Linked DNA regions of Homo sapiens: region 2 is linked to region 1. Evidence: read pairs that join two places in POLR2A ChIA-PET (ENCODE). Cell type or tissue: K562. All regions are shown on one strand.

Region 1 (2,500 bases):
GTGGTTCATGCCTGTAATCCCAGCACTTTGGGAAGCTGAGGCGGGAGGATAGCTTGAGACCATCCTGGTCAACATAGTGAGACTTCATCTCTACAAAAACTAAAACAAAACAAAATAGTGAGATGTGGTGGCACAGGCCTATAGTCCCAGCTACTTGAGAGGTTGGGGTGGGGGGAATCACTTGAGCCTGGGAATTTGAGGCTGCAGTGAGCTGTGATCATACCACTGCATTCCAGCCTGGGTGAGAAAGCAAAACCTGGTCTCTTAAAAAATAAATAAATAAATAATAAAAGGCAACTGTTATGTCCTAGTAGAGCAAAGATGGGAGAGCTGTGCCATGGCATACAAACGGCCGGGGTGGACAGGTAGATGCAGCCCATGCCCTCCAGGGACAAAAGGAAACCCAGCAATGGTGGCTCCCAGAGAAAGGCGGAATGCACGCATCTCACTTGGGAATGAAGCAGTTCTAAGCTACATGCGGTTTCCCCAGGAATGTGGACCAGATCCACCTTTGTATTAAGGTCATGCATCTCGAGGACACAGTGGAGGCAGTTCTTCCTCAGGGCTGAGTGGGAAGCTGCCCAACCTCAGATGCCTCCCTCTGTGCTACCTTCTCTCTTTTTTTGAGACGGAGTCTTACTCTGTTGCCTAGGCTGGAGTGCAGTGGCATGACCTCGACTCACTGCAATCTCTGCCTCTCGGGTTCAAGCAATTCTCCTGCCTCAGCCTCCCAAGTAGCTGGGATTACAGGCTCCCGCCACCACACTCAGCTAATTTTTATTTTAGTAGAGACAGGATTTCACCATGTTGGCCAGGCTGATCTCGAACTCCCGACCTCAGATGATCTGCCTACCTCAGCCTCCCAAAGTGCTGGGATTACAGGCATGAGCCACCACCCCCGGCCCCTCTGTGCTATCTCTGAAGGCAGCGACCTGTCTCCAGCCCACAGGATCCCAGCTGCCTCTCCCCCAGCCAGCTCCGTCTTTAATCACTCTGTGAAACAGATGCATCAGAGAAGGGTGACAGATGCCAGGATGTTGCAGGATTTCCAGGAATCTCAGAATGTTTGCTTGGTATTTATACCCTAGTCTGTCTTTCATAACAAGCATCTCTGCCTCACTTCTTCCTTGGTTCTAGAAATGCCCCCAAAGATGATTTGGAGTGTCCTAGTCTCCCAGTTTATAAGGTGTCCATGCCAGAGGGCTGACACAGCAGCCTTCCTGTTTTCTGTTCGTGGCCTCCCTGCCTGAATCCAGAAAAATTCGTGTTGTCCCTCACGGAAGTGTCCCGGCACACATTGCCTCATACACGTGCTTCTTTCTGTCTCAGAAGTTTATCCCCAGCTCCTTGAAGCCACTTTATCAGCACAGGAATGACCCCGGTGTCAGGGGTTGATTGCATGTTGATTTATACAGCTGTTCCTCCTCTAGCTGGCTACAGGGGGCCCAGCTCCTCCTAATGTCCCCATGTAAAACCCTCAGAGGCCCCCATTTCCCTTAGAATGATGTACATATTCCTGAACATGGTTCACAAGGTACTTCAGGTCCCAGCCCTGCTTTCTTCTGGGGGTGTCTGGCTTCCCATCTTTCTCCTACCCTCACTCCATCAGACCTGACCTCTTTTTTTTTCTTTTCTTTTCTTTTCTTTTTTTTTTTGAGACAGGGTCTTGCTCTGTCGCCCAGGCTGGAGTGCAGTAGTGCAATCTCGGCTCACTGCAACCTCCACCACCCGGGTTCAAGTGATTCTCCTGTCTCAGCCTCCCAAGCAGCTGGGATTACAGGCACCTGCCATCACGCCCAGCTAATTTTTGTGTTTTTAGTAGAGACAGGGTTTCACCATGTTGGCCAGACTGGTCTCAAACTCCTGACCTCAAGTGATCCACACACCTCGCCTCCCAAAGTGCTGGGATTGCAGGGAGCCAACCTTTTTTGTAGGTTATCCTGGATGCTCTGTCTCATAACTTTCTTCAACATCTGATATTTGTCCCTCTAAAGATCTCAGCCAAACTTTCCACTTAAAGTCCTGTTATATTACAGGTCCACAATCACTCAACAAAAACCCTCAGGGCCAAATATTTCAGAGTTCAGAATTTGTCAGATTTTAGAAAAATGTACTCTGTGTTACATAACACCCTCAGCAGGGTCTGGGCCAATGCCGCATGGCCAAATACATTACTATTTATGCAGTCAGATGTGTAAATAGTCATACAGAGCAGGTTGAATAAAATCTTCAATGCTGGGCATGGTGGCTCATGACTGTAATCTCAGCACTTTGGGAGGCCAAGGCGGGCGGATTATTTTGTAATAAAAATACAAAAATTAGCCAGATGTGGTGGTGCACGCCTGGAGTCCCAGCTACTCAGGAGGCTGAGGCAGGAGACTTGCTTGAACCCGGGAGGCGGAGGTTGCAGTGAGCTGAGATCACACCAGTGCACTCCAACCTGGGTGACAGAGCAAGACTCTGTCTCAAAAAAAAAAAATTATTCAAGCCAGGTGTGGTG
Region 2 (2,500 bases), 200 kb before region 1:
CAAACCCATGAACTCTGTAGAATGAGAAGAGCAGAAGGCAGTCTGGAAACATCAGCTAAGAGACAGACAGAAATTGACATAATCTCAAAGTGTCTCCCATACATGACACTTACTAGTTACATAGAAATAAGTAACTTTACAGTGGCGAAGCCTGGTAGACACTACCTCCCCTGAGTGATCAAAGTTATCAGGAGTAATGGGACGGGTAGACATTGTATGCCTCCTGATAGGCTGTACTGAGAAGGATACAACATCACTTCTGTAGTATTCCTGCCAAAAATGTATACTCTAAATGATTATATATGTCTAATCATGAGGGAACATCAGACAAAACCATACTGAAGGACATATATACAAAATAACTGGCCTGTGCTCTTCAAAAATACCAAGGTCATAGAAAAGAAAGACTGAAGAACTATTCTGGATCATAGGAGACTAAAACACAAACATGATAGCTAAATAATTCAATGTATGATTCTAGATTCGATTCTGGACCAGAAAAAAGAGGTTGTTTTGCTACACAATTCCTTTGTGACAATTAGCAAAATTTGAAATAAAGTTTACACATTAGACAATAGTACTATATCACTGTTATTTTTCTAATTTTGATCATTGCACTGTGTAAGAGAACGCCTTTTTTTTTTTTTTTTTTTTGAGACAGAGCTTCTTTGTTCTTGTTGCCCAGGCTGGAGTGCAGTGGTGTGATCTCGACTCACTGCAACCTCCACCTCCAGGGTTCAAGTGACTCTCTTGCCTCAGCCTCCCAAGTAGCTGGGATTACAGGAATGCACCATCACGCCCAGCTAATTTTTTGGGTTTTTTTTGTGTATGTGAATGTGTGTAATGTGAATATGTACCACATTTTTCCTATCCATTCATCCACTGATGAACACTTAGGTTGATTCCATATCTCAGGTATTGTGAATAATGCTGCAATGACCATGGAAGTACACGTATCTCTTTTTAGTACACATATCTATTTTTAGTAGAGACGGGGTTTCACCATGTTGGCCAAGCTGATCTCGAACTCCTGACCTCAGGTGATCCACCCGCTTCAGCCTCCCAAAGTGCTGGGATTACAGGCAAGAGTCACTGTGCCTGGCCAACAAAATGCCTCTTTAAGGTAATACTAATGAAACTATTTAGGAGGAAAGGAGAATTATGTCTGCAACTTATTCTCTATGATTCAGAAAAAAAGGTAATATGAACAGATAGATGATAGGTAGAGAGTAATAAGGCAGGCCAAGCACAGTGTCTCATGCCTGTTAATCCCAGCATTTTGGGAAGCCAAGAGAGGGCTGCTTGAGCCTAGGAGTTTGAGACCAGCCTGGGTAACACAGGGAAATCCCAACTCAACAAAAAATTAAAAAAAAAAAAAAAATTAGCTGGGCATGGTGGTGCATGCCCATAGTCCCAGCTATTTGGGAAGCTGAGTTTCAAGGATCACTTGGGCCTAGGAGGTCAAGGCTACAGTGAGCTGTGATCACACCACTGTACTTCAGCTTGGGCAACAGAGCAAGACCCTGTGTTAAAAATAAAAAATAAAATAATAAAGCAAATGTGATAAATTGTTAACATTTGGGGAATCTGAGTATAGGTAGGCTGGCATTCTTCAAAGCATTCTTTCTTACTTTTCTTTTTTTTTTTTTTTTTTTGAGATGGAGTCTTGCTCTGTTGCCCAAGCTGGAGTGGAGTGCTGTGATCTCTGCTCACTGCAGCCTCCACCTCCTGTCTCAGCCTCCTGAGTAGCTGGGATTACAGGTCCCTGCCACCACACCTGGCTAATTTTTTTTGTATTTTTAGTGGAGATGGGGTTTCATCATGTTGGTCAGGCTGGTTTCAAACTCCTGACTTCAAGTGATCCTCCTGACTTCAAGTGATCCACCTGCCTTAGCCAAAGTGCTGGGATTACAGGTGTGAGCCACCATGTCTGGCATCTTTCTTACTTTTCTATAAGTGTGAAATTATTTTGAGGTGAGTATTAAATACTAAATACTTATTACACAGAGTTGAAAACCAACTTATTGTTCCTCTAAGAATTTCAACTCCTATTGCTACTCTTTCCTTCCCCTCTGCTTTGCAGTGCCACTATGCCCTCAAATAACATTCTCTCCTTTTCTAATTATTATTGTGATAAAAAGACACAACATTAAATTTGCCATTTTTTAGTATACAGTTCAGTAGTGTTGAGTAAATTTACATTGTTGTGTGACAGATCTCTTGCAAGTCTGCAATTATTTAAATAAAAGTTTTTTTACAAAAGAAAGAAAAAGGTAGCAGAAGAGGAACCCTAGGAGGAGACAGAAAGAAGAGCCACAGAGGTAGAAGGAAAAAATAGAAGACTGTGATGTGGCAATAGTCAAGGCAGGAGAGAATGTCAACAGAGACCTGTGGCCTGAAGGGTCATTGCAGCAGACACGTCACATAAATGTCAGGAAGAGACAAAATGGACAAAGCATAATCCCCCAAGTTTGCTCTAGAAAAGATCTTCTCCTTCTGC

Evidence for each region. Peaks named below come from ENCODE experiments on the same cell type or tissue, not always from the same donor. Only the 100,000 strongest peaks of a DNase experiment are listed, where the experiment ranks them.
Region 2: POLR2A ChIA-PET joins it to region 1 with 5 read pairs; 4 of 35 experiments call an interaction of 5 or more read pairs at or near these places.

Annotation. Positions count from the first base shown.
Region 1 is chr7:140,413,438-140,415,937 of GRCh38, forward strand. The region is part of intron 3 of RAB19 (RAB19, member RAS oncogene family); the gene reads left to right. Among named protein-coding and RNA genes, the nearest start is that of RAB19, 11 kb to the left of the region's middle. In K562, no CTCF peak of the experiment used is centred here; DNase peaks (open chromatin) are centred at 967 and 1,412; H3K27me3 peaks cover 1,686 bases.
Region 2 is chr7:140,215,575-140,218,074 of GRCh38, forward strand. No RefSeq gene overlaps it. Among named protein-coding and RNA genes, the nearest start is that of KDM7A-DT, 40 kb to the left of the region's middle. In K562, no CTCF peak of the experiment used is centred here; no DNase peak of the experiment used is centred here.